4 separate regions of the Mus musculus genome follow, and all the other regions are linked to region 2. A link is a loop called in an ENCODE intact Hi-C map of the cell type or tissue named here. Cell type or tissue: left cerebral cortex. All regions are shown on one strand. Region 1 overlaps Gm1715 (predicted gene 1715). Region 2 holds the start of AI593442 (expressed sequence AI593442). Region 3 has its middle 27 kb from the start of Gm39339. Region 4 overlaps Ddx10 (DEAD box helicase 10).

Evidence for each region. Peaks named below come from ENCODE experiments on the same cell type or tissue, not always from the same donor. Only the 100,000 strongest peaks of a DNase experiment are listed, where the experiment ranks them.
Region 1: it touches region 2 in a loop (4-fold over the local background); 3 of 42 quality-filtered maps call a loop at or near these places.
Region 3: a loop joins it to region 2, with 5 times the contacts of the local background. A loop is called at or near these places in 4 of 42 quality-filtered maps.
Region 4: a loop joins it to region 2, with 11 times the contacts of the local background. A loop is called at or near these places in 6 of 42 quality-filtered maps.

The regions. Positions count from the first base shown.
Region 1 is chr9:52,735,277-52,743,276 of GRCm38, forward strand. All of the region lies in intron 2 of Gm1715 (predicted gene 1715), which reads left to right. Among named protein-coding and RNA genes, the nearest start is that of Gm1715, 59 kb to the left of the region's middle. In left cerebral cortex, no CTCF peak of the experiment used is centred here; DNase peaks (open chromatin) are centred at 218, 3,166, 3,584 and 6,957; H3K27ac peaks cover 1,715 bases.
Region 2 is chr9:52,674,083-52,682,082 of GRCm38, forward strand. AI593442 (expressed sequence AI593442) reads right to left here and starts at 5,698. Exons shown (of 2, transcript NM_001286641.1): 1 at 5,501-5,698; 2 at 1-4,435. The coding sequence starts at 4,193. The coding sequence ends at 3,594. It overlaps Gm1715 (predicted gene 1715), which reads left to right and starts at 5,781. Exons shown (of 5, transcript NR_045333.1): 1 at 5,781-5,989. In left cerebral cortex, CTCF peaks have their summits at 923 and 2,067; DNase peaks (open chromatin) are centred at 2,110, 3,162, 4,102, 4,415 and 5 more places; H3K4me3 peaks cover 6,321 bases; H3K27ac peaks cover 5,772 bases.
Region 3 is chr9:52,846,388-52,854,387 of GRCm38, forward strand. No RefSeq gene overlaps it. Among named protein-coding and RNA genes, the nearest start is that of Gm39339, 27 kb to the right of the region's middle. In left cerebral cortex, no CTCF peak of the experiment used is centred here; DNase peaks (open chromatin) are centred at 3,763 and 4,372; H3K27ac peaks cover 648 bases.
Region 4 is chr9:53,213,635-53,221,634 of GRCm38, forward strand. All of the region lies in intron 9 of Ddx10 (DEAD box helicase 10), which reads right to left. Among named protein-coding and RNA genes, the nearest start is that of Ddx10, 30 kb to the right of the region's middle. In left cerebral cortex, a CTCF peak has its summit at 4,745 (motif pointing left); DNase peaks (open chromatin) are centred at 4,238 and 4,769; H3K27ac peaks cover 473 bases.

The DNA.
Region 1 (8,000 bases), 61 kb after region 2:
ATGATGCTTAAACATCAATCAGTAGGGAGAATACAAATTAAAACTATGTACAGTAGCAATGGGCACCTGCAGATGGCTACAATTTAAAAGCAGCAGCAATATCAAATGCTGGCAAGGATGTGGGGTTACTCATAGCTAAAGAGACTGTAAACTAGGGCAACTAACTCTGTAGAAAGTTTAGAGGGGCTCACGACAGGTGTTTGTATCAGAGGAAATGGAAGCTTATGCTCACCCTAAATGTTCGGCGAGGCTCTATTCATGATAGCCCCGTACTGAGAGCAACACAGCTGTTCATCAGCTGGTGAATGGCTGACAATACTGTAGTGCACACATACCACTTATCATCACTGAGAAGAGGTATTCTTAGGGAAGCAGAGCCTTGTCAAGACACTCGTGAGGCTGCCCACTTTCCACACAAATTCTTTTCTATATTTATTTTTAAGGTAGGGTTTCTCTGTGCAACAGTTCTTACTGTCCTAGAACTTGCTCTGTAGATCAGGCTAATCTCAAGTTCACAAAGATCTCATGGACTCTGCTTCCTGAGTGCTGGCATTAAAGGTGTGCACCCCAAATTCTTTTCTTTAAAGATTTATTTATTTATTTTATGTATATGAGTACACTGTAGCTGTACCAATGGTTGTGAGCCTTCATATGGTTTCTGGGGATTGAATTTTAGGACCTCTGCTCGCTCTGGTTGTCCCTGCTTGCTCTGACCTAAAGATTTATTTATTATTATACATAAGTACACTGTTGCTGTCATCAGACACACCAGAAGAGGGCGTCAGATTTCATTACAGATGGTTGTGAGCCACCATCTGGTTGCTGAGATTTGAACTCAGGACCTTCAGAAGAGCAGTCAGTGCTCTTATCCCCTGAGCCATCTCGCCAGCCCCACAAATTGCTAATAAAGAAGTTCTTTATTATCGCACCATCTCACTGGGTAGATCAAGACAGTTATGAGGAATAGCATTTAGATGGCGGATGCAAAAGAATGCAGTATTCTGGCAACCAAAACCAACACTGGGAACATAAAGTACTAAGAACCAAAACCTTCCCTTTATTACACTTTTGGCAGGAAAAGTGACAAGCAAGGACACGTGCACCAGGCTTGAGTACTTGACATTCACAAATGCAAATGAGTAGAAAGTTTACCTTTCACTTGTCATTATGAGTGCCCCTCTTCCTCCACTTCACTCAATTCTTTAAGTGAAGTGGTCCCTTGGTCAGTGAACAACCCCATCCCTTTGTTGGACAGTCAGTAGATATTTGGGATCAATCAAACAGTTGGTAGATATTTGGGATCAAAAAGGAGGTGACCGACCATATATCTTTAGAAGATGTTGAAGTGAGGCTGTTTTAGGTTCATCTCTCGACAAATGAGAATGCCTTCTTTGTGAACTAAGATTTCAGAAATGAGTTTGCTCTACTGAGGAAAACCTAATGAAGGAAGAGTCACTTCTACACAATGTTACTGAACATCTTTTTCCCCAATCTGGAACTGTCCATTTGTAAGAAGTAGAATCAACTTTGAGATAAATTCTGAGCATGTCTCTGAAAGATTTTTCTAGATTAGGTTAATTCACAAGGGAAGATCTATCCTAAATGTGGGTAGCACCATTGGCTGGGGTCCTGGGTCCCATAAAAAGGAGGAAGCTAGCGGACCATAAACATTCCTTGTTCTCTGCTTCCTCACCAAGGATGCATCAGCTGCCCAAAGCTCTGGTTGCCATAGCTTCCTGGCCATGATGGAGTCTAAGATAAAAGACCCTACTTCCTTTAAGTTGTCTTTTATTAGATATTTGGTCATAGCAGTAAAGATAGTAACTAATACACAAACCATCTGAGATTTGTACTTCAAATTCAACCAGAAAAAGAAATACAAGGCCAGGTCCCCAGGATTAGACAAAAGCAAATACCATGTTTCATCGTTCATCTAGAACATTTAAAACCAAGGAAGAAAGATGAACCACTGTTCCCAGGCCAAACTTATTTCCCAGATTTGTTTGCACCCACTCTAACCCCAATGAATCTCTAAGCACTCAGATGTTTCCTGTGTAGTGGTACATACCTTTAATCCCAGCACCCAGGAAGCTGAGGTTGGAGGAAAGCTATGAGTTCCAGGCCAGCCTCAGCTACATTGTGCGGTCCAGGCCAGAGGATTACATAGATAGATAGATAGATAGATAGATAGATAGATAGATAGATAGATAGATAGATAGATTTTGTCTCAAAAACCCAACCAAACAAGAAGATAATAAATAAATAAATAAATAAATAAACAAACATAATTAAATAAGTAAATTTCAGATGTAAGCAGATGAGTCTTAGAATATCATCACAAGATGAGATTCTAAAAATAATATTTTCCACAATGACTACAGCAAGCAATGAATTTGTAACATCTACTATCCAGAAAGAGAAACTTAAGGAAGAAGAGAAAAGATCACATGTGTGGAAAAACCTTTTAGTACCTTAACTACACTAATTTAGAGTTCATTTGAAAAACAGGCTGAAGTCACTAACAGCAGGTGGTTTACAATATGGTCTCAAGGAAGCCATCAACACAGACACTCAGACAGGCTTGACTGCCATTTCTACAAGACACAGCAAAGCTTGGGTAAGGAATAAGCCATTTCAATGCCTATGATAGAAATTACCCTATAGAAGTTGGTGCAGCAAGTCAAAGAAACAAGTCTATGACCTGAACAAGTCCCTCCCCAAAATGACTAAAGTATAGGAGAGGCTCAGCTGACTTTTATGTTATTGAATATTGGAATTTACAGTCAGAGAAAGGAATGTGTTACAGTGTACATACTCTTTTGTTGACTATTTACTAAGCATCTGCTGTCTGCCAGACACACCCTGTGCTTACGTGCTAGAACACAAGAATTCCAACCAAGCTCCTGTCCCTGTAGCAGTTAGAATCTGAGAGAAAGAGATGAAATTAAACCAATAATAACGCACTTTGTTATTAACAGATGGGACAAGTCTAATTGAATGACTTGAAAGTTAAAAAACAAAAATGAAGCTGAGGGAGACACAGTGACTTTGCAAAGGTCAGTTGGAGAAATGAGTCAGGAAGGCATATGGTGTAACGTGTGTTCTACGGAGCAGGAAGAGGACTAGGTGGAGGTGCTGTCCCCACTGTCTTGGAGTTGTGACGTATCAGAACCTCCACCGGTGCCTCTGTATCAGAGGGGTGGCAGCAGGCACACACCCCGGTTTTGTAATCATTACGAGAAACCAGGCACATGGCACACTTAGCAGTCAATAAACGCTACTTGTCACCCCGTCAATATTGACAGTTACTACTGCTAAAAATATTTTTCCTTAACAGCAAGGCCAATGCTTTTATCTCTGCATTCCACTGCCTTGATACCATTTCAGTTTTTTCCCTTCTTTTCTTCCTAACCATAAGAAGTTTCCTAGAAAGTAGGTCAGACTTCAGCAAACTCTCGGCACTGTAGCTTCTAGATAAAAGAGGGAGCATAGGAGGCTTTTCAGCAGCTCTGGGTGCCCATCCAGGCTTCCAGTGGATGACAAAATATTTCCATGAGGATTTATTTAATTTTGTCCCCAGGCTTGTTCATAATTCTGACCATCTGGTACTGGAGGTTTCTCTATTTTTAATATTTCTACTTTGGGCGTTTTGCTTTTTTAACCTATTCTAGGATGAGTCGCCCCCTTTCAGCCTCCCCCACTCTCTCCGCCAACCCCTGATTTAATTTGCTTGAAAGAATTCTTTCCTATGACAAATTTGCCACAGTCTATAACTTTGATAACCTCAGAGCCAGCCATAAAGCAGAGCCATCTCAAGTCATATGAAAGGTCACAGCAAAACGAAACGTTGTTCTGGACACCTATGACATTGTTCTAACAAGACCACCCCAAGGGTACGTGCTATAAGCATGCATAGAACTTCCTGAAAGGAAGCCCCTCCCCCAAAGTCCTAAGACCTATTCTAATTAAGTCTGGTCAGATAACTCTTCTAAAGACAGACAGCCTGAGCTAACCACACAGATCCCTTTAGACCATCTGTCCTAGCCTAGCTGACCAAATGGTAACCATGTAAGATTTTTTTTCCTTTCACCTGGAGCTGTGTTGTCCCCAAAAATAACTCTATCAAATTCAGTAGGCTTTTGTATGTTTGTTTGTTTGTTTCTGGATCATCATTTAATGTGGTTGGGGGCAGGACTCCATATGAGTACATAGAAAATGACTTTGAGGAAATAGCAATAGGAAACCTGTCCCCTCTGTAGGATTTCACTGTCCCTGCTGTTCCTTGCTCCCTCATCCTCATCTGTACTTCATGTGTCTATTCAACTATTTCATCGCCATCCCTGAACATCCTGTACCTCCGGATGAAGGTTTAATGAATGCTTGAATAACCAGGTAGTGAACCAGTGTTGGAAATACCACAGAAAACCATAAAGACAAGGGATGTAGAGGATCATATGGAGCTTGGAAATTTCGATGACAGAGGACAAGGGAAATGAAAGGTTAGCTGGAAATAAAATTTCCAGGATAAATGCAGCCACCTTCATGAGGCTTCGTTTTATAAGGTACCCCCCCACACACACACACATGTACATCCTGTATTTTATAAACACTTTCATCTTTCATTTATAGGCCTCCTAACCACCAGAGCAGCAATGCACACAGCAGATATTATTCCCATTTCTCCAATAACAGAAGTAAGGATCTGCGAAGCAATAAAACTTGCCCAAGATCACACAAGTGGTAAATTTCGCCAAAAGAATTTGGATCATCTTCCTCTTCCAATACAGCACTCTGCATCTCTCTGCCCTACCACTCTCTCTCATATTTCTGGAACAATGGGGTCAGGGCACTCAGAAAAAAAGAAGGCAAGGTTTGGAGTGTGCACTCAAATCTTATACAAGCTTAATTGTTTGCATTGGGTTTCTATTGCTGTGACAAAATCCTAGAGAAAAAAGCTAAGGGAGGAAGGATTTATTTTGGTTCACAGTTTAGATGCATGAATGAAGTTGGATACTTCGTTTCTGGACCCATGTGTGGTGAGACAGAACATCATGGTGGAGAAAAGCTACTTATCTTGGCAGACAAGACCCAGAGAAAGACAATGAAAAGGACAGTAACTGGAATAAGACAGAACCTTCTAAGGCATGTGCCATGAGCCTATTTCTCTAGCAAGGTTTCATACCCCAGTAGTCAGTTTAGCCATGACTTTAATCCATGTATCAATCCATCAGTGACAATGAGCTCCAGGTTCATAACCTCTCCAAAGCCCACCAGCTGGCAGCCAATCCTTCAGCACATGTGTCGTCGGGACACACATTTATGGACAAACCATAACACTGTTTTGTTTTTGCTCATGCTTATATACGGTTGACATTTCCAGGAAGCAACTTGAAAACTCCTGTTACAAAATACACAGTAGAACTTGACAAAATATGACATTCTTTTAAGTACATATCTAAGCACTTAGAAAATAAGAGACATATTTTAAATTCATTCTCTTTACTACATATGTAATCACTTAGGAAAGAAAGAGCCAAAAACAAATGATAAAACCCTGAGGATTACTGCCACGTTGAGTCACTGTGGCAACAATTACCATGAAAGGTTCAATTCTTACCATTCAAAGTAGTTTCTCCAACACACCATATCATATGTCCTTCTATATATGCAAACACAAGCATATGAGGGTTCACATATACCATAGGCATGCATACATAAAGGTTATTTTAAATGACATTTATAGATAGCACATTTCAAGGGTAAAGTGCGGTTAATATCAATAAAACATGCTTTGAAGGCAATATAACACACGACTCATTAACAGATATTTATGTGTTTACACCTGCTATGTGCTGTTTGATTCAAGAAAATTACACATACACACACACACATACACACATATATATGCAAATATATACATATACATATACACATACACAACACAAGCCAAGTATATGAGTAAGTCTAAATGATTATGAAACCTATAATAGGAACCTAGAAGATATCAAAATATCAAGGGTTTACAGTGCAAGGGTAGAAACATTTTGACAACAGCCTACCACACTGCTATTTCCCGTGCTGGCCTTGTGGTGCATACATCACCACAGTGTGTGCTAACTCTGAATTCAAAGGAAGGAAAAGCATCAGCAAAAACACTATGGGTCCTCACTTCCCTTCATTTCAGTTATGGAAGACTTCAGAAACAATTATGCCTTTCAGACCCATCGTTCTAGTTACTGATTAGACAGTAAGTATCAGGTGGCGTCCTTTCTCCTGGGAAATTGTTATGGTTAACAAAACAAACAAAGCCTGTAGTCAGCAGGTCTTGTATTAAGAAAAAAAAAAGGAAGGAAGGAAGGAAGGAAGGAAGAAAGAAAGAAAGAAAGAAAACCAACTTCAAAGGGCACAGTGGCAGCTCAGTTCAATAAAAGAGATTCTAAACACATCGATCAGAGCGGGGCCAGACTCAAGGCTTCAGTAATTCTCCTGCCAACGTTTTCCAGTTCTTAGCTTTTGCTGGCCAAGCCCCTGTGATTGGGTGGGCACCTCTCTTGCATTGCTGTGTATTATTCCATCACAGTATTTTCAAAGTCTATTTTAAAGAAATGCAAATAGCCACTATTTTAATCTCCTAGTAAATAGATATTTTCTCCCTCAACAGAAGCAAGTCTAGCATTTTCACAGTTTCAGGTTAACGTTTCCAAATAATAACTGTTCCTTAGTCCCGTTCTTTTGTGCTTTTGAGGATAAACCCATGAATAAAAGGCTCAGTAGCAAGTACAATTTTTTTTCTCCTTTCTACGGAGTATTCCTTTCCTGGGAAATGGAAATGCCTTCGTGTTGAAATGACAATCCACGGTGGTTTCTCTGCTGAATGGACCCTTACAAAACCCACATTCAGAACCTATTCAGTTCTTATTTATCACCGTTTGCTGCCTGGCACGAGTCATCAGAGTGCGCCTATTTCTGCAGAGCTACAGCAAGTAACAAAAGAGCTGAGTTTGGAACAGGGAACTTGGTGTTCCCGTCTCAGCTCTACCAAAGACTGGCTGGGAAACCTCAAGAGCTTTACTCTAGATCTCTGAGCCTTCATTTGCCTACTTCACAAAGGGGAATGTGGGATTCTAACGGATCTCTAAGTCCCCTTCAACGATCGAAAGGTCTTTATCTCCTGTACTGGAATATATACTGAAATACCCTTCCTCATCAACTGTGGTAAAGCTCATCTTTAAAGTAGTGAAGGAACTGTGAAATAGTAAAAGTAGAGGGATGGATGAAGACAGGCCCTGGCCCAGATGATTACAGGAGAGAGTTTATTAATTAACTCAACTCCCTTCTTGTCTGGATAGTTTTATGCCATTGTCCAACACTGTTCTTTTTCTCTTCCTTCCTTCCTTCCTTCCTTCCTTCCTTTCTTTTTTCCTTCCTTCCTTCCTTCTTCCTTTTTTTCTTCTTTCTTTCTTTATTATCTTATTTAAATTTATTTATTTCTGTATGAGTATTTCTGTGTATTCTATGAATTCCTGGTTCCTGCCATGGCCAGAAGAGAGCACTAAGTCCCTTGGGACTGTAGTTATAGGTGACAAGCCATCATGCAGGAGCTGGGAATTGACCTCAGGCCCTCTGGAAGAGGAGTGCATACTCTAAACTGCTGAACCATCTCTCCAGCCCCAGCATTGGTGTTTTAGATAAATATTCATTTAACAGGAGTCAGGTACTAGGAGTGGGGAAGGGTGGGCCTTGCCTACCTGTGGGAGACGATTGGAGAACCAGGGACAGTTTAAGGTGTTCTCCTCCCCACACCCTGTGGTGATTTTCAGAAAGGGTTGAGATGACACAAGAATGGGGCTTTCCCCACAAATTACTAAGTATAGATAATTTAAGATAGTTACCCAAGCTGATCCCAGGACCAAGAGGAAGGCCAAATTAAACAATTCCATTTGCCCCAAGATTACAGCGAAGGAAACTCAGCACAGGGAGGGTCCCAGAACTGCTCCCCA
Region 2 (8,000 bases):
AAGCCAAGGAAGACTCTCCCCTTCCACTAAATAAAGAGAAAGCCATTCTGATTTGACCTCAGAGAACCAAGTACATGCATACACCTGACTCCTCAGATCCTCTCTGGATCAGAGGATGGAACAACTATTTGGTTTCAGTCTCATACTTATAATGACAGAAAAGAGAATACAAAAAGTCCATTGTAAATTTGTACAAAATGTATGCATATATAAATACATATCTATGGGTGTATATAAATTCTAAAGATTATATCCATCTTCATCTTCAAGAGTCAGAGTCCCATATAGTTGACATATCGGCATTCTCTCTCTATTTTTCTCATTTTTAAAATAGTAAGAATCAAGCATGCTACTTTATTAATACTGAATAGCAAGTGCAGGAGCTGAGCTGTAGCTATAGAAGGTTGGAGCAATTAGTTTGACGGGACATCAGTAAACAAGATCCTTAGAGTAAATTTAGCTATTTTCATAATGCCTTTTGTCTCATAAAAATGAAAACTCGAATGTCATATGGGTCAGTTGCGCTCTCTAAGTAGCAATCTAAGCAGACTCTATAGAAATTTGCATTGTCGTATCTTTATTACAATAATTTGGTGTGGGATCTGGCCTACTAGAATTTCATGTAATTATCACTCTAACTAACAGAAATCTTGTGTGGTGCCACCAGGTTCACAGCATATTAAACTCAGTATGAAATGTGATTGATAAGCTGCATCATCTTTACACAGGACACTATTAAAATATTAATCCCTAGTCAATTGATGGAAAAGGCATATACACTTAAAGGTGCACAATGATAGCACATTACAGATGTGTGCTTATGGTTAGAGGTATCAAGATGTTTTTTTTAAAATACACATAATTAGTTTATTTCTTGTTTGCTCTATTTCTTTTGGGGAAAAGTATGTAGGACATTGCCCCCTAGGGTGTGCAGGCTGCTTCTTGGAAGGGGATTATTATTGCATGCCTTGAATGCACTGTGATTCATAAGGCAAGAACATATGAGTTGCTTCAGCACCAAGGAAGTGGAATGAGCATCTAGCGCTGCTCAAAACAGAATATCTTATTGCTTTAATAAAATGGGAAATTATTTACTGTAAAAAGAGTGCACCAAATAATGGAAAAAAGTAATATCTATGCACTTATGTAGAGCTCACTGAAATGATGAACCTTCCTTCTGGGTTCCTGATCCTATTCAGATTTCACATCTAAAACCCATTCTGTAAGACGGTATTAAGAGCTACAGTTGGATGAGGGCAAGTTAAAGAGATTAATGGATATTCTCCTTCACAGTGCCTTAGCCATTCTGTTGTACAGTGTAGAGCTCTGATACACTAACAGCATCCTTGGTGGCCCGAGGGACTGAATGCACTCTGACCTGTTACTAGGAAGTGACTAAGGCACTGGAGAGAATCTGGTTCATTGTTTAATATATTGTATCCAAAGATTATACCTGATCTTCCTAATGATACAACATGGCATGCTTAAACGATGGTCTTCTGTGCTTCAGAAAGGACTTGGATGATATCTATGGGTGACTAAATCAACCTTATTAAATTATTTTATAAAGATACAGACTGAGCTTGGAAAACTTTATATGTAACCAAAACATTAGAGGCAATCATTTCTCGGGATAATAACCACATACAACTTGAAATAAGACAGAGCATAGAGGGGAGCTAGTGGCTTGGGAGATGGATATATGTAGGGGTCCCACTGCCCTTCACTAAACAGCAGAGTCTAACATAGAGGGACTTATCTGACATTTAAAGAGAGGACAAGAGATTTATCTTCTCTCATGCTTTCCTTTTCCCTTAACATTTCCTATGTGTTCAGGGAGGTTAATTAGGCCAGACTTGGGAAGAAGAAAGATCCCCTTTGCTGTATATCAGATGCAGGCATGGAGTCATAACTAAACAAGCTGTAAACAGTTTTATCCTGTAAGCGTTTACAGATTTAACTTGGAAATTGTCATGTCCTGTCATCCAAATTGCCCAACATCTCCACCAGTCTTTCCCCCAAACACATACAGTACAAGCAAGCACACACAGCACTGCCTCCAGGTGGCAACTGCATGCAGAGAACCACAGGCACTGTTTAAATATTAACCATGTTTTTAATAGATGGCATTCCAGCACATCCATTATTTGTTTTCTGTTGTGGTTGTTTCTGTTATTCACAAAAGAAAAAGGGGGAAACATGGGTGTCATCGTTTTATAATAGTCTACTACAGCGTAAAATACAAAAGAACACTTCCGGAAACAGCAGAAGCCAGGCCTACACCACTGACTTCCTCAGCCAGTGGCAACCATTATATCAACAGCTGGAAAGTCAGAAGAACAAAAATATACAGTTTGGAGGACATATCACAGAACTATAGTTTTCTTCTGTATTTGGTACCAATATAATAAGTATATAACAAAGGTGCACTTGTTCTAAAAATAAAACAGAAACATACTAGTTGGTTAGATACTGCATTTTCAGAACTGCACATTGCCTAATACTTTTTTTTTTTACATAAAGGTAACTTATGCAATGTATAGTGATAAGAAAAAACAATCCAATTGTAGAAAAAAGAAGAAAGAAACCAATCAAAACCAAGACAATCACTTTCCAAAACAGCTCCTTCTTTGGTCTGCACAACCAGAGGAAGTAACCATGAAGGTGAGACATATTCAGCACCAGACCTGGCTGGACAGCTCCCGGTTTCTCTGAGGCTCAAAAAAAAAAAAAAAAAAAAAAAAAAATTCCCCAAAGGGAAAAAAAAAAAACCAAACAAACAAACCAAACCAAAACGACTACCAGTCAGGTGTACAAATGGGCCCTAATGAGCAGCAAATCAGATAGTATGTTTTTGTTTTTTGTTTTCTTTTTCTGTGCTCGACCAGCGAGTGATATTTCTAAAAGTAAAACTCTAATTCTGCCAGGGGGAAAGCAAAAAGTGAAATGATGACTGACTAGAGAGGGGTTACCTGTCCTAAACGTTTTTCTGGGACATTCTATGTGGTCTCTGGTGCTTAATGTAGATGTTGCCTTTATAATATACTATTGCCTGAGCCCAGCTGAAGGTGAGGAAAGGGGAGGGGAGACAAGCTAAAGGAAAAGTGAAAGCCCGTGAGGGAGGGGCAGAAAGGCGACTAAACCTTCACTTGACAGCTATATACAACATCACCGGCCCCCTCCCATCCCTTTGCTTCGGTGTCAATGTCTTAAATATTTGGTAGCTTGTGCGGTTTCTTCTCCTTATTGAGGGGGGCACGGGGTGGGGAGGGAAGATGCAGCCTTCATTAACAATGAGAAATTATGTGATTTGTCATGCGCTTGGACTGTGTTATTAGTAGTATAATAATTACTATAAATATCAGTAAAGTATTATCAGCGTTATTTCTTCCTCTGAGACTTTCCTCGCCCAATATTTACAAATACCGCACAGTGCCTCGGCGGAGGAGAGACAGTGAAAGGGTGGCCAGGTAAGGAAAGAGGGCAGAGAAAACAGGGGCCAAAGGAGAACGGAAAAGGAAGGAAGGAGGAACAAAAGCGAGGACGGTCAAGATGCTGGAGACGAGGAAAGGGTCAGGAGAGGGGCTGCGCAATCAGGACAGTACCACCGTTTGCAAAAGGCCCTCGCCAGGTGTGTCCAAGCAGGAGGAAGCTGCGGGTGCTCCTTGTGGAGTGGGGGCTGGCAGTGGAGGCGGAGGCGCACAGGGACCCTGGCACAGGAGACCAGGGGATGAGGAGGAGGAGGAGGAAGAAGAAGTAGCATTGGAGGGGGTGCAGAAAGCGGAGTCCCGGGGCTGCCTCTCCAGTCGGGTTTCTTTTCCATGGGTTGGAGCTTGAACACCTGCCCGAGGCAGCCCCCCACCACCGTGGCTGCCGCTGCAATGATCTCGCTCATATTCTTCCTGAGCCCTCTGCATCTTCCGCTTCTTCATCCTACGCTTGTGGATGTGGAAAGTGGAGAGGGACAGCACGAGGAGACAGAAGATGAGAGTGACCAGGACAATCAGCACCAGCGTAGATGAAAAAGACTGGAAGAGCTGCTGTCCCACCTGCGTGATGCAAGTGCCACCACCTGCGCCTGAGCTGCGGAGACCTGCGCTGCTGCCTCCACTGGCGTTGTGGGAAGCAAAGGTCCGGTTCAGGAGACAAGGCGGCAGGGCCAGCCTCAGCTCTTTCGGCGCCCTGGCACTCATCGGCGCTGGGCTGAGAGGGGCCAGGCCCACCAGGCTTCCTCTGTTGGACACACGGTTCCCACCAGCCAAGACGTGGACAGGAACCCACACCACCCCAACTGCTCTTTAGCGCTGGAGGGAGTGAGCTCTCCAGCCAAAGACTGAGGGAGCAACTGCCGCCAAGCAAGCGGGCCAGAGCTAGTGGCCCCAGGGAGAGTGTCTCTGGTCTTCTTTGATCCTGTTTCCTTTCCCCAGGCACAGTGCTGCAAAGAAAACAGGATTAGTTAGGGTCCCGGCCACAGCCAAGGCGAGTGCAGAGAAAGAGAGGGATCTGACACCACTGTCAAGCGGCCCTCAAATGGACTCTGTCATCTCCACAACCCACCAACCCAACCCTACCGCTCCTGGCAGCCCAGGAGAGCCGCGCTAGATGCTCCGCTGGCTCAGATGGGGTCTGGCGTCCGTACCGCACCGCGGAGACACTGGTTACTCAGCAGAGAAGGCAGCTGCCCTGCCCCCTGCACAACTTTCTAATTGCCACCAACAGCGGCCGCCACAGCGGCTTTCTCTACTTCCCAGAAAGCCAACTGCCCTCTTCTCTGTGTCCTGTGGACCTCCTCTCAGGATCCAATCTCGCCAGCACGCACTCCAAGCAGGCTCCCTGTACGCAGTCCTCCTTCCCCATCCCTCCCTCTCCAAACACTTCCAGCCTGGACGTTCAGACCCCCAAGGTCCCCGTCCCAAGGGGATACACCCCACTGCCTCTGTCCCTAGCCGCAGCTGACCCGCTGGATCTGGCACACAGGATCATACTCGACCTTTCTCCAGCCTTCTTCCTTGCTACCTTCCTCCCCCTTTCTCCCTATCAAAAGCAGCTGAAACACCCTTCTCAGCGGAGGCACATCCTCCCAAGCGCCCCCCACCCCTCATCTCCCTGAGCCTCCCACTTGACAGTATCCAAAATCCTTTTTCTTTCTTCCAGAGCAGGAACTGAAAGGGGAAGGGTTCCCGCTTGCAAAGTTTGGGGAACCGACCTTGTCTCCAGCCTTCCCCGGGCCCTGGCCCCAGGGCCCAGAGGCTGTGGCAGAGGACCAAGCCGGAGGACCCGCGGCAGGCAGCACAGCTCCCTTGCCTCTCCCAAAAGGCAGGTGCAAACTGTTGCACTGCGGAGCAGCAAGGCAAAGCGCTAGCCTCCACCAGGGAAGGGGCGGGGGCTGAAGCTCTGTCCAGAGGTGCCTGCGCAGGCCGCGGGAGTGGTCTTACCCGCCCTCATCCTGCCACTGGGGCCCCTGGCCATGGAAGCCTTCATCCTGACCACTGTCTCTTACCTGGAAGGACCAGCCAGTTGCAGAGAAGGAGCCCTTGGCTGCAGTGGCGGCTGCAGAAGGCACGGAGCGCTGGGACCAGAGACAGAGCCGCGCTGCTGCTGCCACCCTCGCCGCCGCCACCGCCGCCGCCGCCGCCGCCGCCGCTGCCTTTGCTGCTGCTGCTGCTGCTGCTATGGGGAGCTCAGCTCTTAGCCTATTGCCAGAGAGGCCGGTGACGTCAGGCAGCCACCGCCAGGGCTCCAAGCCACCCCTCAGGCCCCCACCCACCCTCATACCCAACACCTTGTCCTGGCATAACAGCCTCTCCAACACCATTCCCAGTTTCCTGCTGTTCCCCAGCTTTGGGGCTGGGAGGAGCAAACCCACCCCCATCCCCACCTCCACCCTGCCAGCAACCCACCTTCATTCAGCACAAGCACTCCTTTGCCTAGGAAGAAGCAGGCTTCAGTTCTTCCATTGCTCTATGCTTCAACCTCAACCGGTCTCCAGGTACAGTTTTGCTCCAGGAGAATCTTCTCCCCTGGGGGTACACTTTTTTTTCCTGTTGACTGATCAGAGTCCCTGCTACTCCCCAATCCTATTTTTCTGCCTCTGGTTCTAAGCATAAACTGCTTATACTAGGGAGATGGCAAGGACATTTGTCAACACAACTGTGACAGAATCAGAATCAGGAACCTAAATATGCATCAAAGACTGCATCTCTCCACCAGTCTCCAAAGTATGTCATCCCATCTGCTTTTTGATTTCTTCCCCCGCACGCTCATCTTCAGGCCCAGGATCCATTCGGTGTATTGAACACCCCTTTTTTTTTCGAGGATCCCACATTCTGAAGACACAAAGCATACATGGGCTTGAAGGGTGGGAAGGGGAAATTACAAAGAGAAGTGCAGGAACCAATGACCCGTAAAAATTCTCAACATTGTGTGTACTGCTAAAAAAATGTCCCTTCGTTGATTCTAATTTTTTGTCAACGTGCTTGATTCTTGATACATTTGCTTTTTCAGTTAAATGTTTACATCTCCTAAAAAGGCTCTTAGCAGCCTGCAAAAAAATCTTATAGAGACCAGTGAACGACTAGTTTGGGATCCTTTCAGAAACAGAAATAGTGTATTCTATTATAGTAACCATCTTCAAAATAGAGTATGCTTTGCTTTATGTGAGTGATTGGGAACGCTTGCTTGGAACACTAACTAAACAGAGTATGGTCTTTAGGGCACTGAGATAACTTATTAAAACCGTGTTTTGTTTTGCTTTTTTCTTTCTTCTCTCCTGTCTTGTTTACCTCCTGTCTTTGAGTCTAGAAAGTGTGCAACATTTTCTCACCGAGTTGGTCAGTCGTGGAGTGTGTGTTCCTGCCTCCTCTTCATGCTATACATCATGAAGGAAAGCTAAGGGGAATACTAGCTGCCACTTACTCACTCCTATCAGCTACAGTCAGGAAGTGAGGTCAGATATGAAGAAAAAAAGATTTCTCCTTCTGACCCTATGTACCCATCTACCCCTACTCCAAATTCTCATTTTCCTCCTGCTCACGCCATAAATGCATGGCACTCCATATTCTTCCCCCACCCCATCTCTGCTTTCGTTTATTTGAGCACAAATCATCTGGGGCCTGGGGAGCAGCACAATGTTAAAGCACTTGTGTAAGATGCCAAAGGCCTTGGGTTCTATTCACAGCACTACAAAGAGAAGGGAAGTATCAGTTCCATCTTCATATGTATCAATAAGAAAAAGAATTCCACTTAAGATAACAGTTCAGTACAGGCTGAACAATGCACAGTTGCTTCAGACCACAGACTGATGCCCTTTGACTGCCAAAGTCACACAGTAAAGGATGGCCAATGACCTAGATATTTGCATAAGTGTTCCTTCCCAGAAGTAGAGGGCCTGATGCCTGTTAAAGCCACCCTCCACATCGAGTGACTCTGGATTCACTGACCTCAGAGAGTGGTGAGTCGTTGCTTGCTTGCTTCACTGTGACCTGTGAGACTTCACTGTGGATACCAGACAGGCAGTGGCTCTTTTGTGGACACTCTCAGCAGAGTCTCATCAACATATTGTAAAGCAAATCCAAGTTTGAATACTCCAGAAAGAGATCTGGCTGTTTAGGAAAACTCTTTAGCAGGGGAGAAAGGTTGTCTTGTAAAAAGAACTCTCTATACGGAATTAACCCTTTATAGTCTGTATTCTAGACTTGGGGCAGTCATTAAGTGTTTCCAGAGGAGATATAGCTCAACAACGTCTGGTATTGGGGTTACATCAGCACAGGCATTCTTTTTACATGTCATAATTTCAGATTATGTCATGGACTGCCAGTGTTCTTACTCTTTTGTTACAAATGAGACCATCTGCTATGCTAAGAATGCTGAAGGTGTCTGTGCCTTTTCCCACAACCTGTGAAAGACAAAGTCTCACCCTAGATAGCTTGCATCATACTACAGTTCGGTGTGACTTGGGAGATAGTGGTATTTAACTGCAAATGTTTTAGGCAAATTAAAGA
Region 3 (8,000 bases), 170 kb after region 2:
TTGCAAGTCAAACACTTACTAACTGAGCCATCCTTCCAGCTCCAGATATGTACAATTATATGCATGAATTAAAATTCAAAAGTAAACAAAATTAATTATAGTAACAGCAAGAAGTACAAATGTATAATAAAAAGGAACAAAAAGCTACTTGTATTTGCCATAAATACCCACTAGACACTAAACTAAATCTAGCATAAAAGTGAGAAAAGTGGGTAGTGAGTCTATAGCTGTCTAGATGTCTCAGGAAGGATCATGTTGCTCTTCTATAGGTTGTATATAATCATTGTATTTATTAAACTATTTTAAATCATTCTTTTGATACATAACATTAAAGAACATATTACAGTATTGGCATTACATGATGTCATGTAAACAAATCTATGAACCAACATTAGTTGTGAAACAACTATGAAATAATCCTGTGAAACACTAGTAAGGAGAATAAACAGAGTACTATTAAAAAGGCAACATTGTGGGGAAAAGCCTTGAAGATATGGGCACAGGGGAAAAAAATCCTGAACAGAACAGCAATGGCTTGTGCTACAAGATTGAGAATGGACAAATGGGACTTCATAAAATAGCAAAGCTTCTGTAAGGCAAAAGACACTGTCAATAAGACAAAAAGGCCACCAACAGATTGAAAAAGAATCTTTACCAATCCTAAAGCAGATAAGGGACTAATTTCCAATATATATAAAGAACTCAAGAAGATGGACTCCAGAAAATCAAATAACTCTATTAAAAATGGGATACAGAGCTAAACAAAGAATTCACATGTGAGGAATACTGAATGGCTGAGAAGCACCTGAAAAAAAAAAAGTTCAACATCCTTAATCATTCGGGAAATGCAAATCAAAACAACCCTGAGATTCCACCTCACACCAGTCAGAATGGCTAAGATAAAAAATTCAGGTGACAGCAGATGCTGGCAAGAATGTGGAGAAAGAGGAACACCCCTCCATTGATGGTGGGATTGCAAGCTGGTACAACCACTCTGGAAATCAGTCTGGCGGTTCCTCAGAAAATTGGGCATTGTACTACTGGAAGATCCAGCAATTCCTCTCCTGGGCATATAACCAGAAGATTTTCCAACTTGTAATAAGGACACATGCTCCACTATATTCATAGCAGCCTTATTTATAATATTTATAATAGCCAGAAGCTGGAAAGAACCTAGATGTCCCTCAACAGAGTAATGGATACAAAAAATGTGGTACATTTACACAATGGAGTACTACTCAACAATTAAAAACAATGAATTCATGAAATTCTTAGGCAAATGGATACATCTGGAGGATATCATCCTGAGTGAGGTAACCCAATCACAAAAGAACACACACGATATGCACTCACTGATAAGCGGATATTAGCCCAGAATCTTAGAATATCCAAGATACAATTTGCAAAACACATGAAACTCAAGAATAAGGAAGACCAAAGTGTGGATACTTTGCTCCTTCTTAGAATGGGGAACAAAATACCCATGTAAGGAGTCACAGAGACAAAGGTTGGAGCTGAGGCTGAAGGAAGGACCATCCAGAGACTGCCCCACCCGGAGATCCATCCCATAAAACCCACCAAACCCAGACACTATTGCATATGCCAGCAAGATTTTGCTGAAAGGAACCTGATATAGCTGTCTCTTGTGAGGCTATGCCAGTGCCTGGCAAATACAGAAGTGGATGCTCACAGTCATCTATTGGATGGAACACAGGGCCCCTAATGAAGGAGCTAGAGAAAGTACCCAAGGAATTAAAGGGGTCTGCAACCCTATAGGAGGAACAACAATATGAACTAACCAGTACCTCCCAGAGCTGTGTCTCTAGTTGCATATGTAGCAGAGGATGGCCTAGTTGGCCATCAATGGAGGAGAGGCCCTTGGTCTTCTGAAGATCATATGCCCCAGTACAGGGGAATGTCAGGGCCAGGAGTGGTGGGTTGGGGAGCAGGGTGGGGGGGGGTATAGGGAGCTTTGGGGATAGCATTTTGAAATGTAAATGAAGAAAAGATCTAATAAAAATCATGTCTGCAAAAAAAAAAAGGCAACATTGTAGCTATAATTGGGTTTACTCAAGTAATGGAAAAATGTTAAACACTAGGAATTCCTTGATACAAGTCAGTATATTAGGTCCCAGAATACGGTTCAGTAGCTATAGGATTTGCCACTGAGTCCGACAACCTAAGTTTAATCCCCAGGATCCAAATACTAGAAGAAGAGAACTGGCTTCCTCAGGTTGTCCTCCAGCCTCAGTGCTTGCCCTAGCACATACATGCAACACACACACACACACACACACACACACACACACACACACACACAGAGAGAGAGAGAGAGAGAGAGAGAGAGACAGACAGACAGACAGACAGACAGAGAAAGAGAGACAGAGACAGACAGAGAGACAGAGAGAGAACGTTGTAAACCTATCTTCTTCACAGTTACAATTTCATCAATGCCATTAAAATAAGCTGAGTTAAAATAACTGACAGCCATATCTAACAAGAATAAGTATTATGCTCAGGAAAGGATTCACAAAAGGTAAAAAAAGATATTTTTTCTGTCCAAAAAGGCTGAGCTGGATAGTTTTGTGTTGACTTGACACAAGCTAGAGTCATTTTGAAAGAGGGAACCCAATTTGGAAAGTGGCCCCAGCAGATTGGTCTGGGGACAAATCTGTGATCCATTTTCCTGATTAATGATTGGCAGGAGAAGGTCCTATTCACTGTGGGTGACACTGCCCCTGGACAGGTGTGGAGAGTCGTAAGTAATCGCCATTACAAGATGGCGCTGGCTCCCGCTGTGCCTAACTAGTAAACAAGCATTGTGCGCAGGTGTGAGAATGAATTCACACCAAGTCACTGCCCATCTCGGGGCGTAGTAATGAGGTGATGGGCGAGCAACAAATCAGGTGCTGACACACCAGGCTGAGGGCTACATAAGCAGCACCATTTTCCGGGTTCTGGGTCTTCCCTCCTGAAGAAGCAATAAAGCTTTTGCTGCAGAAGAATCCGGTCATCTGAGTGTGTTCTTGCCGGCGAGAACAATAGCTCGGGACAGACAGGTAGTCTTAGAGGGGTACAAAAAAAAAAAAAAAAAAAAAACCACAGGCTGAGTAAGCCAGTAAGCAGTGCTCCTCCATGACCTTGCCTCAGTTCCTGCCTCAAGGTTCCTGCTTTGAGTTCCTGCACCAGCTTCCCTTCATGATAGACTAGAAAAGTAAGATGAAATAAATCCTTTTCTCCCCAGCTTATATTTGGTTGTGGTGTTTTATCACAGCAACAGAAACCACAACTAAGACAACAGCTTTGAGTTGATGGGGCATTGAATCTAGGAATCACTGCTTGGGTCAATTTGAAGAAGTAACACACTTTGACCTTTTTCTGAGAGAAGCTAATAGTTCTTGACAGAAGAGTTAAGAGTTTTGACCCTTTGGGTAAAAACGATTCAGTAGTGCCTGCCCCTCCAGCAGCAGAGAGGCCCTCCACTCAGCACATCTGTCTTTATATCAAGCTCCCTGGCAAGGCCCCATAAAGGCTGTTCATGGTGACCCCATCTGCCAGAAGATGTAGAGTGTGTCTCACAGACAGGCATGCCATGACTCTGCGAGGGAGGGCAGGTGAGTGTGTTAAGGATGCCCTGGTATAAAGCTCTGAGTCGTGGTACAAAACTGGGGATTGCTGAGAAGCAGCAGCAGCACACAGATCCTCTCAGTGGGAAGCTATTAGAGTGGAGGCAGCTGGTTTTGGAGCAAAGGAATCCATCCAAGTGAGGAGGAGACAGTTTTGCTAACACTGGCAGGCTTTCAAGAGGCCGTATACCCAATAATCAGACAAGCCCTGTGCAGTTACAAAAAGGAAGGGCCACAGCTCCCAAATTGATTCTTACCAGCCTTCCCCCACTCCACCCCAGAGCTCAGGTCCAATAACAACCAGTACCAACAATGTGAAAAATTTTTTAAAGAAATTGATAGAGAACCACTACATCAGATTCAGATTCATAGGAAAGGCTTTATGCATGGTCTGAAACCTTCTTCAAGAGGAAATCAGACAAGAAACTTCCCCCATGGCACCAACAGCAACAGCAACAGTGTTGCCCCCAGGCTTATGTTTTCTAGTATTGGTACCACAGATCAACCAAGGCTTTTAGAAAGACCCACTCTGTGTCCAACACAGTGCTGGTGCCTAAAAGGACATCAAAGGAGCCTTTAATAAAAAAAAAAATCTCATCGCCAAAATCAATTCAAGGCACACTTAATACGTGGGTGTGAGATTACACAGAGAAGTGTGGTGATGATTTCTGTGAACAGCAGTACAGAGAAATCCAAATGAAGAAGTGGGATGTGGGCCCTGGAGGGAGGAGGGGAGGGGAGGACAGGCAGGCAAGGGGAATAGGAAGAACACTGTGGGAGGGAAGAACAGAATGAGTGGAGGCTCAAACATGGAGGGGAGCTGGCATGAAATGAAGGTCACAGCATCTGCTGAGAATTCATGGGCCCATTTCTACTGGGAAGATATCTGATGCTGATCATTGTGCTGACAGTCCTTTGTACCAGGTCAACACCAGCCCACTCATATTATGGGAACATATGACCTAGGTCACCATCATCTATCACATTTGGCAAGGATGACCTACATTTTCAGAGCTGGTTAGATTAACTGGTTCTCCAGATAATCAAACGTCATGGATGTTTTCTCCTGGCCTTCTGTCTTCAGATTGAAACCTTAGGAACCTTTCTCCCCAGTGTGACCATTTTACCAAAGACCATGCTCCATCAGACCACCACACCCGTCAACCTTGTCAATCATAAACCATTAAATACCAACCATGAAGGAGTCATTTTGGTATTATGATAAATGACATAAAACTCAGGAAAATATAATAAAATAGAAAAAACTTCTTAATTTTTAGGATTAAAAAATATATCAAATAAATTCTAGATATTGTGTAGTGAGTTAGGATTTGGGGATCCTCACATCCAGAAGGAGATAGGAAGAAAGGGGTAAAAACATAGAAAATCCACCGCACCCCAGAATATGAAGAAAAATGACACTTGGGAGCTCTAAGTATTAGAAATACCAGCTCAGGCTTTTGGCAATGAAATCTGGATATCAAGGGCTATTGATGAAGATACTCCGATGTGTGAAGTGAAAACTTTAAGGTTTCTTTGGAGAGTCAGTTGTGTTGGATGGTGTCTTGCTGGGGCAAACATGTGAAGGAATGTTTAATTAAAGTGGACCCAGGTGTGAAAGGCTAAGTCAGGCTCATGAAGGGATGTTTCACTGAAGCAGACACAGGACAGAGGATGTTCTGCTAAAGCAAGCACATGAAAGAACACATGATGAAGGATTCTTTGCTAACAACATGCATGTATTGGTCTGCCTTACACTGTGTAGTTGAGCTCCGTTTGTCTGTTGGGACTCTGTGGACTTGGGCTGATTGGATGCATGGGCTGAAGCAAGAGCTGTGCTGAGGCAAGGCACATGGAGAACACATGATGTTTGGAAGGTATAAATAGGACTGGAAAGAATGATGGAGACAAAGCTTAGCTGTACAATGCTTTGGGATCTCCCGTTTTCACTGATCTTTGCTTCCCTGAGAGAGGTACAGCTGGGAACTTCTACTGGTGGTCTCTGCTAGGTAGTGCCACCACTGCTGATTGGTGTTTGCTATCCCAACTCTACTGAACTGGACTGCTGGTGTATCTGAGTGTTTGAGAGTGGATCAAGTTGCCACTACCTGCTAACCTGTGAGCTGAACTGCCGATTTCCAGACAACACAGACAGGAGTTGCTCCAAAGAACCTTTCTAAACAGGTCCACATCCCCACCCCCAACCCCACCCCTGCACCCCTGCCATCCTTTCTTTCCCACCACCGCTGGTTGGTGGTGAGCTACAAGGGAGGTTAAGTGTTTAAGAACCATCATCAAAAATAGATTTGAAAAAAATTTAAGTTACAGATGTGTGTGTGTGTGTGTGTGTGTGTGTGTGTGTGTGTGTGTGTGTGTGTGTGTATAGTGCAGTATATGTGTAGCATGTTTCCTTGGGCACACATGGGTGCATGCAGGTGCACATGTGTGTGACTGTGAAGACCAGATGTCTTCTTCTATTACTCTTTATCGTATTTATTATCATCATCATCAAAATCATTATCATTATTATTTGGAGATAGGCTCTCTCACTGAGTTCAGCTCCCACCATCTGGTTAGACTGGCTGCTCAGCAAGTTCCAGGGCTCTATCTGCCCGTCTCTAGCTTTTGGCAGTAGGGTTACAGGCAAGTACTACCACACCCGAGTTTTCTGCGGGTGCTGGGGTCTAAATTTAGATTCTCATGTTTGCATTGCAGGCACTTTAATAACAGCAATTTTCTTACCACTCCCAAATTGGGGATTATTAAATAAAGATAGATTAGTAGATAGATTAGTATATAACTAAGGGTTGAAAGTGGGTTTCACAAGGAGAAATTGTCCCATAATGCTGTGTGTGTGAGTGTGTGTGTATAAGAAAGGTAGAAGGTAGAGACAGACACACACACACACACACACACACACACACACACACACAGAGAGAGAGAGAGAGAGAGAGAGAGAGAGAGAGAAGTAGTAGTAGTAGTAGTAGAGACACACACACAGAGCTATAGTTTCTGTTTTTGTTTTCTCTTGTTTATTTGTGAGGTAGACTCTCCTGTATCCCAGGCTGACTTTAAGCTGGTAATATAGCTGAGGCTGAACTTGAACTCCTGATTTTCCCTGCCTCCACCTTCAGAGTACTATGATACAGACATGAGCAACCTTTCCAGATTGATTTTGTTGTTCTTGAACTTAACATTGTTCAAAAGACGTACTTTAAAACCAGGCTGAAATATTAAGCAGTGTTTTCAAAGCTAAATATAGTTTAACAATTAAGTTTAGCAAGGAAGTGGTTTATTTGTTTCTCTAAAGAATTTCCCTTTGTCAATTAAACTGTAAGTGGGTTTCTGAGCTGTGGTCTCTCAGGTTATGGTGAGGTTAAATTATAAGTTTTCACATGCATTGGCCTTAAGTGTGGTTCATTTGCTGTGTTACACAGAATTGTCTGAACTTCCAGAGAAGAGAGTTCTGCCCTTGGAGTCAAACTTCACAGCAGCTTGAAGTTTGACGGACGTGACAGATGGGTTTCACGTGCTTGACCTTCAGCTAAGAAAACAGAAACTAGATCGGCTTGTGAGAGACTTTCTTTCCTTCATATACCCCTGAATTTCCATCCCACATGCTATCGTGGACAGCTAAAATGACAGAATCTGGACAAAGAAAGAGACAGTGAATAGGAAGTAAAACGTGTTCATTGATTAAGCCATAGGTATTAACAGGAGTGGATGTGTGTACACTCCCAAGCATATAAATCAATAAATGTCAATACCGATGCTATTAAGACTAAAAAAAATGTTGCTAATATTAGCAAACAAAACTGGAACACACAAGAGCAATGGGGGAAAGGAGAAATGTTTTTAGTTAATCTCAGTGTTGGTCATCAGAGGAAATAAGTAGGTTATACCTAATAAGAGTGTTGCAGAAAAGTAAAAATGTGTCTGTTACTGTCTGTTTTTTTAGCTTCGTGTGTGCATGTGTGTGTGTGATAGTGTATATATGTATGTCTCTGTGTGTGTGTGTGTGTGTGTGTGTGTGTGTGTGTGTGTGTGTGCATGTGTGTTTGTGTGGAAGTGCTGATATGTGTGTAGAGGTCACAGGACAATCTCAGGTGGGGGCTCTTGCCTGCTACCTTCTTTGAGAAAAGGTCTCTTTGATGTGGGTTCCTACCTATGCCAGGCTACCTGGCCAGTGCCTCCAGGCGTTCTTCTGCCTGTCTTCTGTCTGTCTCCCACCCACTGTAGAAGCACTAGAGTGAGCTTTACATCTCTGCTCATGATTTTAATTCAGGTCCTCCTGCTTCTGTGACAATCACTTGACCCACGGAGCCAAGTCCCCAGCTCCAGAAGTGTCTTCTTTAACAAGTAAGCTTTGAAAGA
Region 4 (8,000 bases), 540 kb after region 2:
CCTTGCTTTTGTATGCAGCCCATGCTGGCCTCAGGCAACAACAGGACCAGCTCCAAAAGGGTTACTTTAAAATAGGTGCATACAGATATATCACAGAGACTATTTTCAACCAAGCCACAATAGTATTATGACAAAATTATTTATTAAACATGGCAACCAAGTACACTGAATAAATCAATTTGTCAGGAATAATGACATTTGCCTGTAATTTCTGAAAACATGAGGCTAAGGCAGAAGAATTGCTACAGATTCAAAGCAACTTTGAACTATGCAGCAAAACCCTGTCTTAGAAAACCAAATAAATAAATCAGTTCATCTTCCTACAGATTTTGCTGATACCTTTAAAACAAAACTTTTCAGATCAGTGTAAAGAAATGGGCCTACTCAGGTAAACATTGTCGATCCTTGTAATTGGTCTTCCTTCACCCAAAGCCGAGCCATAATTTATACCATACCTTCAAAAATCTGTACTGACACAGGCCGAAGGTTTCCTAAAGGACTCAAGTTGTTTGGGCTGCTTGAGTACAGTTTACTAACGTGTCAGAGTCAGCTGATACACATAAGTAACAAAACAGAATCAAATTGGATATTTGGGGAATTTTTCAGGTACACAGAAGAAAACATAATCTCAAAGCATTTTTTAAATTCATGCTATAAAATCTGGGGGGAACATTTTTATAACTGACCAAATAACTATTTACTCAGAAGCTATAACTCAGGAATAAACTAAAGAACACCAAGAAGCACGTCTTCAAGCAATGTAACACTCATCCTAATCAGAACTGACAAACATATACAAGCAAGAGTCTCAAGACAACTATCAAAGAATGCCAAAGGACAGCCAGAGGCAACACGCACCACCTCAGAAGTGCCAGAGAAAGAATATGACACAGCAGACAGAAGTTCAGGAAGGCCTTTAAGGCAGATAGAAAGGGAAAAACTAAGGTGTTCTAAAAGAATGCCATGTCACCATACAGGAAAACAGACAATACAAGACTGATTGAATAAAGAGAAATCAACAAGGGGAAGTCCACAGCAGGAGTACAAAAATGAACAGCAACAAAGATGACTAAAAAGGTGCTTAGAGCCTGATTGCCACTGCCTTCAATGCCTCTGCAGAGATTCCACAACACTGCATATAGCATTTTATCACTGAATGCTGAAAGGGAAACTGGCTTTAGCTAAGAGAATTTTTTATTGTAACAACTAAAAGAAAGCATTTTACCTTGCATATTAATTTTAAAACTCCATTCTAATAAGGAAAAAAATATATGCATTCCTTGTATGCACAGACTAAAAGAGATTAAATAAAATAAAATATACCAAAATGTTAACCTGTTTTACTAAAGCTAATTTTTTAAAATCTTATTGATATGCCAGGTGCTGAAATGGTGAGAAAACAGACATTCTCCTTGCTACTAACAAAGCTGAGTGCCTATAAAAACAGTTATTAATGCCAGCACTCAGGAGGCATAGGATCTCTGAATTCAAGGCCAGCCTGGTCTACAGAGTTCCAGGACAGCCAAGACTATACAAGAAACCCTGTCTTAGGGGAAGGTGGGGAGCAGGGGTTGTCATAATATAGGATTTTATATGTATTCATAAGAGCATGACAGAGAATTCAAACTAATAGTCTACATATTTAGACAACTACCCAGAAATAATGACACTTTAAGTGAAACTTGAAGAATCAACAGCCAGTCTAACACTAGGGATAGAAACATGGAAGGGACAGCCAAGTTTCATAAGGGATAAAGACAGTATTTCAGAGACCAGTGAATACTTGAATATTTTGTCTTTATTTTTAGATAACTTTCTTGTAAACAAAAAGGAAATATGAATATATAGATACTTCTTTATCTAATTATCTGTTGGGTCTCAAATCTAAATACCTTCCTCACTGTTTAAATGCAGAATTGTATGACTCAAAGTTATTCATCTTTATTTACTGCAAAACAGTATAAATTTTAATGCATTCCCTTTAGCTATTAAACCAAACCATGTATGGTGGCAGACTTTATTGGCATATAAGATAAAAAGGTGACATCCTAACAAAATAAGATAGCTGACAGCCATTGAAACTGCCATATCTGTAACACCTCTGAAGACATGTTAAAAGTCAGAGGACGGGGTTGGGGATTTAGCTCACTGGTAGAGCGCTTGCCTAGCAAGCGCAAGGCCCTGAGTTCGGTCCTCAGCTCTGGGAGAAAAAAAAAAAGTCAGAGGACAAGCTGAGGAGGTGACACCATGAGTGAACTCAGAGCAAGCCTGAGGGAGGAACTGAGTTCAGACCTCCAACACCCAGGTAAAAAGCTAGTTAAAAAATGCATGCCTGTCAAAAGACACCGTCAATAAGACAAAAAGGCCACCAACAGATTGGGAAAGGATCTTTACCTATCCTAAATCAGATAGGGGACTAATATCCAATATATATAAAGAACTCATGAAGGTGGACTCCAAAAAGTCCAATAACCCCATTAAAAAATGGGGCTCAGAGCTGAACAAAGAATTCTCACCTGAGGAATACCGAATGGCAGAGAAGCACCTGAAAAAATGTTCAACATCCTTAATCATCAGGGAAATACAAATCAAAACAACCCTGAGATTCCACCTCACACCAGTTAGAATGGCTAAGATCAAAAATTCAGGTGACAGCAGATGCTGGCGAGGATGTGGAGAAAAAGGAACACTCCTCCATTGTTGGTGGGATTGCAAGCTTGTACAACCACTCTGGAAATCAGTCTGGCGGTTCCTCAGAAAATTGGACATAGTACTACTGGAGGATCCCGCAATACCTCTCCTGGGCATATATCCAGAAGATGTTCCAACTGGTAAGAAGGACACATGCTCCACTATGTTCATAGCAGCCTTATTTATAATAGCCAGAAGCTGGAAAGAACCCAGATGCCCCTCAACAGAGGAATGGATACAGAAAATGTGGTACATTTACACAATGGAGTACTACTCAGCTATTAAAAAGAATGAATTTATGAAATTCCTAGGCAAATGGATGGACCTGGAGGGCATAATCCTGAGAGGTAACCCAATCACAAAAGAACTCACATGATATATACTCACTGGTAAGTGGATATTAGCCCAGAAACTTAGGATACCCAAGATATAAGATACAATTTGTGAAACTCATGAAACTAAAGAAAAACGAAGACCAAAGTGTGGACACTTTGCCCCTTCTTAGAATTGGGAACAAAACACCCATGGAAGGAGTTACAGAGACAAAGTTTGGAGCTGAGACGAAAGGACGGACCACCTAGAGACTTCCATATCCAGGGATCCATCCCATAATCAGCCTCCAAACACTGACACCATTGCATACACTAGCAAGATTTTGCTGAAAGGACTCTGATATAGCTGTCTCTTGTGAGACTATGCCAGGGCCTAGCAAACACAGAAGTGGATACTCACAGTTAGCTATTGGATGGATCACAGGGCCCCCAATGGAGGAGCTAGAGAAAGTACCCAAGGAGCTGAAGGGATCTGCAATCCATAGGTGGAACAACATTATGAACTAACCAGTACCCCCCGGAGCTCGTGTCTCTAGCTGCATATGAATCAGAAGATGGCCTAGTCGGCCATCACTGGAAAGAGAGGCCCATTGGTCGTGCAAACTTTATATGCCTCAGTATAGGGGAACGCCAGGGCCAAGAAGTGGGAGTGGGTGGGTAGGGGAGGGGGGGGGGGTATGGGGGACTTTTGGGATAGCACTGGAAATGTAAATGAAGAAAATACCTAATTAAAAAAATGCATGCCTGTAACCCAAGTGCTGGGAAGAAAGGGAAACAGGACAATCTCTTGGGCTCACTAGACACCAATGTAGAAAACAACAACAACAAAAATAAAAATAAAAATAAAAAAACCTTAAAAAAAAAACCTTTATAAAACAGTCTAGTAATGATAAAAGCAAAGAATAAAAGGAAAACCAACTAATTGCTCTAACATATCTAAATGTGATAAACGATACAGAAAAGAGAAGGGCACAAAGGAGTGGAAATACTTGAGGAGGAGGACAGAAATAGCCACACAGATAACTGTGGGAAATACATTTTACCAGAAACTAACATAAAAGATACTAAGGTAACAATATGTCTGGCACATATATATCTGGCCTGGAACAAGATGGGTGTAGGGGATGGAGAAAGTGTATAGGCCTATCACTGACTGAACTGAGAAGCCCTCACAGGAGTCAGAAAAGATCCTCCTGCCTGCTAGACTGAGCGGACCATAGGAGACTACGAGCAGAGGAGGTGCTGAGAAGCATCAGAACCTCTGTACCAGCTGCTGCAGCCCAGCTCTTCAATGCTGCAAGTTACAAAGCAAAGGATTCTCTCTGCCCTTTCACTAAGCCTCCAAAGCACAGTTATCAACAGACATATGCCAAAGGCCACATAAGGAAACAGTTTCCTCTTTGGGAGAAACAGACTAGTAGAAGTTTAAAATTTCCAGCTAAGTGAATTTTTAAGAAGAAATTTCACTTGCAAATACTGTTACCTAATAAATATAATACCTAATAAATTCACATTAGGCTTAATTCTTATGGAAATTGTTTTTTCTATTATTTCAGATTGCAAAAAGTTAAAGATTCTAAAAAAAATTCTCAATGATTCCTTAAAATATGAGCATTTTCTGCAAACCACGAACTCGTCCCAATTTAGGAATTTTAACCAATTTCCAGCTTCATACTTCTTGTTAAGATGTATATCAAAGGCATGTGAAATACAAAAGCTTGGTTCTGCTGTCCCCTAGTGGAATCACTTTGCTATCTAAATTAAGACAATATTTTGAGAACTACAAGTACTTTTTATACTCTAGAACAAGAAACAGTTATATAAAACCTCAAGCACAAGGGGTGGGGGTAGGGAGAGAGGGACCTGGGAGGGAAAGTGGATGTGAGGGGGTTGGGGGAATAGTATTGGGTGAGGAAAAAGGACTGAAGCCCTGAGGACCAGCAGAAAGAATTCAAACAGGCAACCTTGGGAGATAAGAGATTGGGGGGTGGGGGGACCCTCCAGAATGCAACAGAGACCTGGAAGGGGGTGAGAGACTCTCAGGACTCAAAGGGAGGGGCCTTAGATGAAATGCCCGACAGTAGGGAGAGGGACCTTATAGAGTCCACATCTGGCAGAAAGACAGGGCATCAAGAGAGGGAGGGGTTGCCATCCCACAGTCAAAACTCTGACCCATAATTGTCCCTATCTGAAAGAACTGCAGGGATGGAAATGGAGAGGAGCCTGAAGAAAAGAAGGTCCAGTGACAAGCCCAAAATGGGATCCAGCTCAAGGGGAGGTCCCAAGGCCTGACACTATTACTGAGGCTATGGAGCACTCACAAAAAGGGACCTAACATGACTGTCCTCCGAAAGACCCAACAAGCACCTGAAAGAGTCAGATGCAGATATTTGCACCCAACCAATGGACAGAAGCTGCTGACCCCTGTGGCTGAATTAGGAAAAAGCTGGAAGAAGCTGAGGAGGGTGACCCTGTAGGAGGACCAGCAGTCTCAATTAACCTGGACCCAAGATCTCTCAGACACTGGACCACCAACCGGCAGCATACACCAGCTGATATGAGGCCCCGCAACACATATACAGCAGAGGACTGCCAGGTCTGGGTTCAATCAAAGAAGATGCACCTAACCCTCAAGAGACTGGAGGCCTCAGGAAGCTTAGAGGTCTGGTGGGGACATCCTCATGGAGATATGGGGGGGGGGGGGGGGGGGGGTCAGAGGGTGGACCGGGAGGGGAATAAAATCTGGAATATAAAATAAATAAATGATTGAATGATTAAATTTAAAAACAAAACAAAACAAAATCTCCTGTCTTCTACCCTAGCCTCCCTTGTCTGGTATGTGCCTTCTTTTTAATTATAAATTTTCTGTATTTCCAACTGTAAATTTTTAATTTAAAATAAAAAAATTCAGGCTTTTTAGTACCAAAACCTGCAAGCCTTAAAGACAATTGTTTTTAAGTGGCAAATGTACTGCAGGATAGATCCCTATAACTATCTTCACTCACTTGTCTCAAAAAGGACTTCATTTGTTAAGTGGATTAAGGAAAACTTTTCTTTGTTATAGATCCAGTGAATTCATTTAAAAAAAAAAAAGTCAAAGAATTCAGTAAAACAGTAAATGCTTGATAGAAATAAACACCTGGACCATCCTTTATTTCTCCTTGGTGAGTCACAAAAAAAAAAATAAATAAATAAGCCAGATCCTCCAACTTTAGTAATTTTTCTAACAAATCCACTTTCTTTCTTTCTTTATTTATTTATTTATGTTCAATTCCAAAAGCAAACACTTTCTGGCAACTTGGTTTTAATTACAGCCTAACACAGGATTTTAATTAGTTTCCATTTTTAATTTAGCCTTTGTTCAACTCAATTATTCAGTCTCATGGCCCACGAAGCTTTCTCATTATCTTTAAGACCATTAATGGTCATTTTAAACCAAATCTAACATTACATATGCTAACCTTTTCACTGACTATACATCTGAAATAGTCAATTCAGAATTTGTTACTTACGTATAAAGGGTCACACTTCCACTTTAAAAGTTAATGACTGTGTTTAAAAAACACATTAAAATAGTCTTTAAAATAGTATTCTCATATATAAGTATATATGAGAATACTATTTTAATATATATATATTTCTCTTCAGACTCAGCATTGCAGTGTTGTTCTAAGTCTCTATCTACAAGCATTATGATCCCGTTTAATGCTCACCATAACATGTTCTACTTACTACGCTGTATTTCTACCAACTTCTCCAAAACTAAAAACCTGAACACTTTCTTTTCTTGAATCATTTATTGATATACTGAAACACTTATTATCTCACATAGAGAAATTTCAAAATACAACTAAACAGATTCTATGAAGAAATCAGTCTCCACTTTCCACATTATGCCACTGGACCAGGTAAACGCCTGTAAGCCACTTTCTAGTCCAAAATGTTTACAAGATACCATATATAACCAGTCCTTTTCAAGACCTAAAGGACCACAAAAATGCAGATGTGAGTGGGTGCATGCAGCAAATTTTACAAACCACAAGCTTACTAAAGGAAATTAAGGAACTGTAGAAAGGATATCACCAACTTCCACTAAGACTTCTCAGAAGATCTCACTGTGAAAAATAATCCTAATGCGAACCCAGAATATTAAGGTCCACCTTAAGAAGCTGGAAACAGGGCTGATGAGATGGTTTGGTGGGCAAAGGCTCCTGCCACCAAAGCCTGGCAACCTGAGCTCAACCTAGAACCCAAGTGAGTGGAGAAAGAAAGCTGACCACAAAAAGTTGTCCTCTTCCTCACTGCCATGTCACACATATACCACACACTTTTCACACATACACACACAATAATAATTATAAATACAACACCTGATACTATGTGTCCCATTATCTCTTAGCTCTCAAGAGAAAACAAATTTAAATGGCTAGTCTGTCTCATGCAGAACCCAGTTTCAACTCTCACTGCTTATTTAAAATATGTCATTAATTCCAACTCCAAGACTTCCTTTTGTAACTTGTAGCAAATCAACCTACTGTAAAATGTTTGCCATTACACTGCCTTTCTTTTGTTCTTAAAAGAAACACATTTGAGTATTTTTTATTAGTCATGTTTGATGGTGGCCCATGGTATAAATTCAGATCAGTCAGAAAACACTTAGACATTCTTAGCATTCTAGAAAAATTAGGAAACATGAAAAACTTTTCACTTCAGCTGAAAATAAATGTCTTTCATATAAAAATATCCATTATTTTATTCAAAATTAGCTAAAAACTGAATGTGAATGAAATGAAGAGAGGAAAGGACCAGAAAATTTGCAAAGAAGAAGGAAGGATGGAAGAAAGGGAAAGGAGAGGAGGGAGAAATGAAAGGGGCAAGGAACGGGCACAGATCAGGTACAAAGACAAAGCCAGCTAGAGAAGCAGTCTGTGTGCAGCAAGAACTTAGCCCTGAGACCTGAAGACCTGTTCCTCCACG